2 separate regions of the Homo sapiens genome follow, and region 1 is linked to region 2. Evidence: chromatin contacts called from ENCODE Hi-C or POLR2A ChIA-PET data. All regions are on one chromosome and are shown on one strand. Each heading gives the region's core, a stretch centred on a gene start or an enhancer-like site at or near the end of the contact. The rest is flanking DNA. Distances are from core to core; before and after follow the strand shown. Region 1 overlaps BNC2 (basonuclin zinc finger protein 2). Region 2 overlaps BNC2 (basonuclin zinc finger protein 2).

What was found. Hi-C counts contacts between places; a loop is a spot of excess contacts on that map. ChIA-PET counts read pairs that join two places held with the same protein, here RNA polymerase II (POLR2A).
Region 1: a loop to region 2 is called in a map of B cell, with 5 times the contacts of the local background. The contact joins two enhancer-like sites. A Hi-C loop is called at or near these places in 4 of 168 maps with a recorded cell type or tissue (B cell, heart right ventricle, psoas muscle and 1 more). POLR2A ChIA-PET finds 5 or more read pairs at or near these places in 2 of 52 experiments (HEK293 and PC-9).

What each region holds. Positions count from the first base shown.
Region 1 is chr9:16,503,901-16,509,321 of GRCh38, reverse strand. All of the region lies in intron 5 of BNC2 (basonuclin zinc finger protein 2), which reads left to right. Among named protein-coding and RNA genes, the nearest start is that of BNC2-AS1, 220 kb to the left of the region's middle. Within about 2 kb of position 4,046, at least 3 of the 41 ENCODE cell types and tissues checked have a DNase peak (open chromatin) inside an H3K27ac peak, as active enhancers do; they include PC-9, where a contact is called at or near this core.
Region 2 is chr9:16,440,537-16,445,819 of GRCh38, reverse strand. All of the region lies in intron 5 of BNC2 (basonuclin zinc finger protein 2), which reads left to right. Among named protein-coding and RNA genes, the nearest start is that of LINC03041, 170 kb to the right of the region's middle. Within about 2 kb of position 3,024, at least 4 of the 41 ENCODE cell types and tissues checked have a DNase peak (open chromatin) inside an H3K27ac peak, as active enhancers do; they include PC-9, where a contact is called at or near this core.

The sequences.
Region 1 (5,421 bases), core at 2,797-5,296, 62 kb before region 2:
ATTTATATGCCAATAAGTAGAAATGTATATGTTAGAATTTGAGGATTTAAGTGTTGAGGTGATCTGTAAGAGAAGATACCAGAGCCAGGTGGCTTTCTTTGACAGCTTCCTGGAGAAGGTGAGACTTGTGCCTAGATATCAAAGTTGCTGAAGATGAAGTGGACATTTGGGGTGAGTTTAAGATGTGCAAAACATTGGCTGAACATGGTGGCTTACGGTTGTAATCTCAATGCTTTGGGAGGCTGAGGGAAGGAGTTTGAGGCCAGGAGTTCAAGACCAGCCTGGGCAACATAGTAAGACTCTGTCTTTACTAAAAATAATAATAATTAAAAAAACAGCCAGGTGTGATAGCATGTACTTGTAGTCCCAGCTACTTGGGAGGCTGAGGCAGGAGGATTGCTTGGGCTCAGAAGTTCGAGGTTACAATGAGCTAATTGTGCCACTGCACCCCAGCCTCGGTGACAGAGCAAGACAATGTCCTAAAAAGAAAAAAAAAAAAAGATGTGCAAAACATACACAGAGGAGGGAAAGAGTAGAGAAGTAGACTGATTTGTGGGCAGAAGGCAGAATATCCTGGATAGAAGAAAAGCAGATAGTTGAAAAATTAACTTTGTGGGGGCTAGCATAGTGTATGAAAATTTGGATTTGGGCCTCTGGGCATAAAGAGCCAAGAACCAATAAGAATTTTGACCTGCGTGGAACAATAGGATGAAAATTTCATGACCAAAGAATTCTGGCCATAATAAATTCAGGTGTGAAGAAATTAGAAGAATTTTCTTCAGATATTCAAGCCAACATGTACATGCCAGAAATACAACAGAATGGATAGTGGCTTGAACGTCTTGTAGGGAGAGAATCAACAAGAATTATGATGTTTTTTTACTGAGCATTAATAGTGAGAGATCGAAGGACTGTGTCTCTTTTGTTGCTTTGTATTATTAATTGCAAGATGTTGGTGATACAGTCTACCCAAGTATGTGGCAAGAATTCTACATACCAAAACCTGTTTAAGAGTTGACTGATGTGTTGGAAATGTCCGCGATGATCAAGTCCAAGATGTCTTTGACCAGAAGTCCTGAGGACCTATGGAGCAGAATAAGTAAGTCTCCTTTTAGGGTTTATAGCAGAATCTTAAAATTTGTTAGTGTGTTGAATTATGGACAAAGAAGCAATGCGGACCTTTGTTGCAGTACTTAAACTTTATATGCTGTTGTTACCTGTTTTATCTCTCTCACTAGACTTCAAATTCCTTGTGGCAGAGAAAGTATTTCTTGCTTATCTTCTTATACTCTGTGCCTAGTAAAATGCTTGATAGGTCATCAATACTCAATGACTAAAATTTTCTGTAATTTGCATTCTCATTGGTAGTGAAGTATTATAATAATGAACGATTGTTATGTACTGTTCCATTTAACTCTATTTTGGAATGTTCTCAATAGTTTGGCCGCTTTAAGCAAGTGGGAGAATATTCTCAATTATATTTGGGTTTGTACTAGTGCTATGTGTAATTAAGGTTCATTTATTTATTACTAAGTGTTTATTATGGACCTACTATATGAGCAAGTTGTTGAATGGAAGCGTAGAAGAAGGAAATAGGCCAGGCGCGGTGGCTCGCACCTGTAATCCCAGCACTTTGGGAAGCCAAGGCAGGCGGATCACAAGGTCAGGAGTTCAAGACCAACCTGGCCAACATAATGAAACCCTGTCTCTACTAAAAATACAAAAATTAGCCAGGCATGGTGGTGCGTGCCTGTAGTCCCAGCTACTCAGGAGGCTGAGGCAGGAGAATCGCTTGAACCCGGGAGGTGGAGGTTGCAGTAAGCTGAAATTGTGTCACTGCACTCCAGCTTGGGCAACAGAGTGAGACTTCGTCTCAAAAAACCAAAGGAAAAAAATGAGCTAGGTGTGGGGGCATGCGCCTGTAGCCTCAGCTACTTGGGAGGCTGAGGCAGGAGAATCGTTTGAACCCAGGAGGCGTAGGCTGAGCCAAGATCAAGCCACTGCACTCCACACTCCGGTATGGGCGACAGAACGAGACTCCGTCTCAAAAAAAAAAAAAAAAAAAAAAAAAGCAAATGGACACACTGCCCTCAAAAGGCTTGTAGACAAGGGAGAAAGATGAGATTTCTCTATTAATAACTGCACTGTTTGGTAGAAAATACTATGTACAATATGAGATGTCTAGATATAAAGTGCTGTAGAAGTTTTTGAAAGTAGGAAAGGTTCCTTTTATTCCAGAAGGTCAGGCGGGCCTTATAGAGAAGTGTAGGCTGGGCTTGGTGGCTCATGCCTGTAATCCCAGCCCTTTGGGAGGCTGAGGTGGGCAGATCACTGAGGTCAGGAGTTCAAGACCAGCCTGGTCAATGTGGTGTGAAACCTTGTCTCTTACTAAAAATACAAAAATTAGCCGAGTGTGGTGGCATGTGCCTGTAATCCTAGCTACTCGGGAGGCTGAGGCAGGAGCATCACTTGAACCCAGGAGGCAGAGGAGGCAGTGAGCCCAGATTGCACCACTGCACTCCAGCCTGGGTGACAAGAGCAAAACTCCAAACAAACAAACAAACAAAAAAAACCAAACAAACAGCCTGGCCAACATGGTGAAACCCCGTCTCAACTAAAAATACAAAAATTAGCTGGGTGTGGTGGCGGGTGACTGTAATCCCAGCTACTCGGGAGGCTGAGGCAGGAGAATCGTTTGAAGCAAGGAGGTGGAGGTTGCAGTGAGCTGAGATTGCACCATTGCATTCCAAGCCTGGGCGACAAGGTGAGATTCCGTCAAAAAAAAAAAAAAAAAAAAAAAAAAAAAAAGAGGAGAGAGAGAGAGAGAAGTGTACTTTATCTGATCCAGTAAGGGTAGATAAAATTTCAACTTGCCAGATGACACAGGGTCAGAAAATCATGAGACCTATTTAGGAAACAGCAGATAATTTCACTTAAGCGTGGGATTAAGAAGAGTCACAGGAAAGAAGCTAGTTATATCCAGGACTTTCCTTGACAAATAATGGTTGTCTTCCTGAAGGTCTTTTGAGGTCTCATCCAGAGCCGAGTGGGTGGCCTTCGTCTACTCTCACATAAGTATTTTTGTGACTTTTCTAAAAACTTGTTATGCCTGTAAAAAGTTTGTGGAACTCAGTATTTTTTTTAACCTACACTTGACCATTAAAAAGGTAAAAACTTTTCTACAATTTCCATCCAAGTTTTAATGGGAAAAGTTTGCGATAGATTTTTAAAAGCTTTCATGGCCCAGTGTCTGTGCCAGTTTCGTCAACTGGCTTTTCAGAGTCCACTTCTTACTAAGTCTTTGGACTAAAAGTGAAAAGAGCTTCCAGAAAGCTACAATTATGCTTTTTATTTGAGGAAGTGTTTCTGGTTGCTGTACTCCAGAATTTTTGAAAGAGATTGTAAATGTGGTTAATGCGACTTTGTGTACCTGTGACTGTCCTACAAATGTGCTAAAATGAGACTCTGGCCTTACAGCTTCAGAAACTGACTTGTTCTGCTTGGGGTGTTAATATTATTACGAATGCTAACATGAAATTCAAATCACCTGATTGAAGTTCTTAGCACTGTGATTAATGGATGAATTTAGGAGAGGGAACTATATATGATTTTTTTTTGTCTTTAACTGTTACTGATAAGGACTCAGAATCTTTCTGATTCTCTTTTAAAAAGTTTTCTCTGTAAACTTAAAGCACTATTTTCTTTTAGAACAGCTTTAGTGTTTCAAGCTTAAAATCTTCTCTCTTTAAATCCTGGCTGCATATTTGGCTCTCTCCCTCCAGGCAGAGTTTTCTCCAGACCTTGGTTGGCTCTGAATCCCAAGAGTTAAGACAGCCTAGCTTCTATAAATCAGGAGACAGCTTCATTATCAAAGTTATGTGTTTTCACCTTCATAGATAGCCAGTCTTAGTGTTGGTGCCTGGCCCTGCCTTATCGTGTAACCATCAGCACTGCATACTGGAATGTTCTTTGTTTCGATTATTTACTCCTTCTATAAACAAAGATTAGAGCAAAAAATGTCAGTACTGGGCCCCAAGCAGTGGTGACTGTTACTGGAAAATTGCAGTGGCATGGTGTGGGATGTGATTTGCTACTCAGGCAGGATAGCACTGACTTGACAGTTATAATTATTTCTGAGTTCTGTGCTGCATCTCTTTTATACATTTTATCTCATTTATACATTTTATCTCATTTATCTTCCCAGAAGATAGGTTCTGTTCTTTCCATTTTACAGATGAGGGAAACAAGGCTCAGAAAAGTTAGCAGTATTGCCTCAACTTACGTTGTGAGTGGCAGATAGTTGTGTTTCAAACCTGGACAGTTGACTTCATAGTCTTCTCTTTTACCTACTACATGATAAAGAAATTCCAAAGATGACACTGTTTAAAATAATGTTACCTAGAATTTGAGCTTCTTGTAACCATTACATGGTCCCACAGTTTTGTGGGGTTTTTTGTTTTTTAAGAGATGAGGTCTTGCTGTGTTGCCCATGCTGGAGTGGAGTGGCTGTTCACAGGTGCGGTCATGGCACACTGCAACCTCGAACAGCTGGCCTCAAGTGATCCTGCCGCCTCAGCTTCCTCAGTAGCTGGGACTATAGGCATGTCCTACTGTGCCTGGCTGGTTCCACAGTTCTAATTTGTTAGCGCAGGATGAGAACACATTTTTAGTATTGAAATTTTTATTTATTTATTTCTAGTTTTTTACAGAAGATCTAGAGATAATGGAATTTATCAAATCTTGACTGATCTCCAGTATTTGGAGGGTCTGTATCTTTCTTGCAGCTTTCAGGGTCTACTTTATTTAAGAGTTTACATTTTAATCTGAATTCAGGGAAAAAGCAAAGTTATTAACCAGTCTATTTTGGGAGTCAGTATGTCACAGAGGTTCATGAAGCATCTTGTATCATTTGGAATAGATATAATTGTGAGAGAGGAAGACAATTATTTCAGAATATGTGGACTTGGATTCTGGAATACATGTATTAATACATGTATTCATTCTGGAATACATGTATTAATACATGTATTCATTCTGGAATACATGTATTATTCCAAACTTTAAGAAGTTTGATTCTCAGTAAATGGTATGACTAACTACTTTTTTTGGAACATGATTACTTATCTTTATAAGCATTTTCACATACAGTGTAGGAAAATAATCCTTATTTCGCAGATGAGGAAACTATGACTTAGATAAATGGGTGCTGTTGCTAAGATGACATCTAGTAGGTGCAGGTGATGTGTTTTTGCTTAAATTTGCCATATGGATTCCGACTTGCCTGTAGGTGCTGGGTATGTTTATAAGATCAGAGTATATTCATTTCTTGACTAGAATAAGTATGTTTTCTGATTCACTACAAGGTTATTTTTCTTACTGAACTATAATTCCTGGATAAAACCTCTTGAACTTAATAACTAT
Region 2 (5,283 bases), core at 1,775-4,274:
CTAATGTTTGCATACTTACTTCATGACAAAGGCAGTTTGGGGTGGATGAGGAAAGCATATTTGTTCACATAGGTCAATGTTAACAAGTAAAGTCCAGTCTGAATTTTTATTTCGAAATCATTCTTTCTGCCCATGCCACACCCTGAAGACTCTCACTCATGGGGCATCCCTGTCCTAGAGAGGAGAGTAGGGATGTGATTGGTCAGCATTGTATTTTGAAGGTAAAGGGATGCTGTTGAGAAATTCTGCAAAATACAAATTTCCAAATCATGAAAATTGAGTAGGGCTTTCGTTACCCAAAACAAATGTTGATTTAAAAAAAAAAAAGTTCTAATTTGAACCATTTGGTACATACAACCGTGATATGAATGAGTATGTTTCATTCTGCCTACAAATATTACAGTTGTTCCAGCTGGCCTCCTAGAAACATTAGCCCGAAGTTCTGGAAAAGCACAGTCACATAAAAGAGCTTTGTGTGAATAGAGAATGGTGTAATTTTGTTTACTTACACAAGCAAAGTGCTCTGATGTATATTGTGTATGCTAGCGGTGCATCTTCCTCCGTCAGTGCCCAGCAAGAAATATGTGTTTAATGTAAATCTGCTAAAACAAATAAACATGCCAAGTTCTTTTTCCACGATTTTAAGTGTTTCTCAGAAATTATCAAAACATTGCTTGAAAAATTTCCCTAAATGCTTCCCAGAATCTATTGTTTTCAATGAGAATTTTTTTTGTGTGGCCATTTTTATTCTTCTCCCCATCTTGCCTGCTCATACTTACACACTTGCAGGCACATAGACACACAACATTGATCCATGCACACTTTGGAAAGCCAAGTCTTATAAATTAGAGAGATAAACATAATCTAACAAAAAAGGGAAAAAATGACTCTGAAATAGTAGGGAGCAGTCAGATCAGTTAAACTTTTTGACTGAGGGTTTAAATACTGGCTTTAGAATGACAATTTAAGGTTGAAATATCTGCTTATTACATATGGACCCATCTCAGTTACAAAACAGGTAAATAGCGGGAGAATGAGAGAGAAGAGGACTGCACATATTATGTATAAGTGTTTTCTTCAGAACTGTTTGTAATGCTCAAAGGTTTCTCTTCCACAGAATATCTCCCTGAAACTCCTGCTTTCAGCACTCAGAGCCACCTCTTTCCAACCCACATGTGGGATCTAGGAGTTTTCCATTTGCTGACCCCTAGCTAGAAGTTTGTTGAATGCCCCTGTTCATATTACCTGAGATAATGGTCTGAGCCTATCACTCACTCCTGAGGTGATCCAGAAGTTAGATGGTATATCTCCTAATTTCTGGGTCACATTCTGATACATGTCCACCTAACCAAGAGGTCAGCACACCGGCAGGTGTAGGCAAGCAAAGGCGGATTATCAGTGTCTTGCAGAGTGTCTGCGAAGGTGTGTGTGCATAGCACATACCTGCTATATATTGGTGTTAGCTCTGTAGGGAGGTAGTCTCCATAGTTTTATGATTACACACCCCATTAGTAAAAATTTGTGAGCATGTACCCCCATTTATATATATGTAAAGCTGTTTCTAAACTCTGTGTGTGTGTGTGTATGAATGATACTAGCAAAAAATCACCTTTAGGTAAAAATAAATAGGAGTTTTCATGTTGACTCACCATGTCACAGTGGATTGTCTTGCATATTCCACTAATAGGAGCAAATGGGAGCATGTGTGCCTGTGATTTGGCCGTGCTGTAATACAGGAGGAAAGGAGTAAGGTGGCTTATAAACAGTGGAAAGCTGTACATGTTGAGTTATGTGTGTGAGAGTTCAAGCAATTTGCGTGATTTAATTTTTTGAATTAACTTCATTGAAGTATACTTTCCATACAATAAAATCCGCCAATTTTAAGTGTACAATCTATGTGGCCATAAAAACCTCAGCACAATCATGGTGTACAACATTCTCACCACCCCAAAAGTTCCCTAGTGTTGCTTTACACTCAGTCCCTTTCCCCTGGCAACTACTAATCCACTTTATGTTCCCATAATCTTACCTTTTCCAGAATTTCATATGCTTGGAACAGTAGCGTATGTATGTCTTTGGGTCTAACGTCTTTCATTCTTAGCATAATGCTTTTGAAGAGTCGTCCATGTTGTAGTCGGTAGCTTAGTTCTTTTTATTGTGCAGTACTATTCCATTGTATAGATATCTCACAATTTCTTTACCCCTAAGACTTGAACATCTAGAAAACCTGGTAAAATTTATGATTTAAGTTTTGCATAGCATTGTTTCATCAATTTTTAATTCAGCAATTACTGTTTCATTTTACCTAATGGAATACTTAAGCTAGGTAGGCTTGAAATTTGGTAATTTCTCTACTTTCTATCCAATCTGTTTCTCTTGCTTTGATATTTGAATTAACCCAGAAGGAAAAAGAATAGAAAAGTACAATAGGAAACTGATTATGAAAATAAATTGCCAATGTGGTTATGATGAAATAATTTCTTAAGATAGCACACTGTGCCAATCTAGACATGAAAAAATAAACATATCTCACAAACCTCTGATTTTGTTTTAGGTAGTCAGCAGTCCCTACAGGTCAGTGTCATTTAATTAAAAGCTCTACAGTTATATCAAGGGGGAAATACTTTTAGTTTTTAGCTAATCATTTTAGTATTTTCCATTAAATTATACCTTAAACTTGACTGAAAATAAGTTCATATGATTGAGTCTTTTAAACTGTTTGCTTCTTGTTTTGCTTTTTTTTTTTTTTTTTTTTGACAGAGTCTCACTCTGCAACCTTCACTTCCTGGGTTCAAGTGATTCTCATGCCTCAGCCTCCCGAGTAGCTGGGGTTAGAGGTGCCCTCTGCCACACCTGGCTAATTTTTTTGTATTTTTAGTAGAGACGGGTTTTCATGGTGTTGGCCAGGCTGGTCTTGAATTCCTGACCCCAGGTGATCCGCCTGCCTCTGCCTCCCAAACTGCTGGGATTACAGGCATGAGTCACCGTGCCCGGCTGCTTATTTCTTAACAATTTGACTACTGGAGCACATAGGCCTTAGATCCGTGCTGCGTCCAGTGTTTCTTCCTCACTTCCATTCTTGGACAGAAAGAAAGCAGTTGTTTTCCTGTATGCTGTGATGTGAGTTGTAGCCTGCCATGAACACAGGTGGGCTCCTTGTTGGACTGAGCTTGAGGTCCCTCGACAGTCTGATTATCCCAAAGCCCCTTATTTGGTTTCTCTTCCATCTCTTCACATCTGTTCCTTCCCTACTATCCCTCTTTCCCAATAAGGGAAACCAATCAACCTTATTTTACTTTGATTTTAAAACTATAAATCATTGAAGTGCTTTGATGTGGGAAAGGACTCAGATAAAACCATTTAAACCATGCATTTGATCCTACAACAAAAAGTTTTAAAAAGTCACTTGGCAGAGCCATACAGGAACAGGGTGCCAGATTTCTACAAGTGATAATCACCAGTTCCAATGAAGTAACAAAAGGAAGTCTTTTTATTTCAAATGTGTAGGTGTAAATATTTTAAGTCTTTTATACTTTTTCTGAACCCAGTAAAACTGGTTTATAAGTCTATATTATTTGGTGTTACTCATCTTTTAATTAACAGTATAGCCAGTTATTTTCACAGGAAATCAACACTTATGATAATAACTCGCATTTAACTTAACAGGGTAAATCTTATTATCCTCATTTTGTCAATAACATTTTTCAACCTGAAGGGTTAAAAGTCACTGTACTCTGGTTACAAATGGGAAAACCTAAAAGAATTGACTTACCAGCTACAAAATTGCAGGGAGGGCCAAGAGTTCAGTTATGTACTCTGATGTTAACATATTATTCATGCATAAGACCAGTGGCCCAGCATGAGTTGGTCGGTAGTTGGGATCTTCGTCCTAGCCTAACAGACTGAATTTTTGTTTTATTAGTGTTTATTCCACGATAATACCTAATTCTTTTTATAGCTCCAATTTACTTTTGTAAAGTTTATTTGACAATTTATACTGTTTGCAAGGAGGACTAGTTTTTCCAATACTTAAGTTAAATACAATAAAAATAAATTGACTAAAAAAATGTATCATGCCTTTAGTTGTTGCAGCAGTGTCCACTTGTCCCAAATTTTCCAAATGGTTACTTTTGTTCCAGATGAGTTAAAAAAAGAAAAGAGCCATCCAACTGACATTGGTCCATTTTTGAATAGCAATATAGACCATGCATAGAGGTCGTTACCTTCACAGAAGACTCTTAAACTAGTGATTCAGAATCAAAGCACCAAACCATACTTATTTCTATCACAAAGATCTTCAGAAAAAAACTTGGCATTTCTTTTTTCCCTTTGATGCTTTCTAACTCCCTTCAACGAGGTTAGTCAAAGATACAGTAAAACTGCTAGCCATTCTTAGCATCCAGCTTGCACACTTGTTAGGTTGTGTAAGATCAATTTGTTTCTTGTTGCAGTCTCTCCATTTATAAATGTGGTGAATTAGATAATCTTGATCAAATTGATAATGATTTTTTGGTTTTTGAGACAGTCTTGCTCTGTTGCTCAGGCTGGAGTGCAGTGGCACTATCATGGCTCACTGCAGCTTCAACCTCCTGGATTCAAGCAGTCCTTCCACCTCAAACTCCCAAGTAGCTAGGACTATAGGCACGGACCACCACACTTGGCTAGTTTTTTAATTTTTGTAGACAGGGTCTTGCCATGTTGCCTAGGGCTTAAGCCATCTTCCACCTTGGCCTTCCTAAATGTCGGGATTATAGGCATGAGCCACAACGCGCAGCCAATGATGACTTCTTTGGAAAGGACACCTATGGCACTATCAAGGGGACTCTAGTTTGGTGTTATAGAGCTATGTGTCCCGTTCTTAAGTCTATTTGTTTGCAAATATGCTTTGTTGTTTATCTGTGTAAATATAAATTGCTGCTTCTATTACCACTATAAATAAAGCTTCTCTTTTATGATTCAGGAACTAGCAAAGTTCTAAATCATACTTACCTGGATCTCTTTCACCAGAAGCAAGTGGTTTAATGTAACAGACTCCATTTTAGCAGAGACAGCAACTAAGCGCTAGAAGACAATCTGAAAAGCAGTGGTTTTAGAAATAGTAGTGGGCATTGTGGTGGGCCAGGAGAAACCATATGGGACTGCTCTGTACTGTAGGGAGAAAGAAGATAAAGGGTGATGGAAATGAGATGCCTCAGGTGGGACTGATCAGTTCCTATGGTTTCTGAGGTGCATTTTAATGCCAGAGGCTGCCAGTTGTATAAGTATATCACTGACATGTAGATT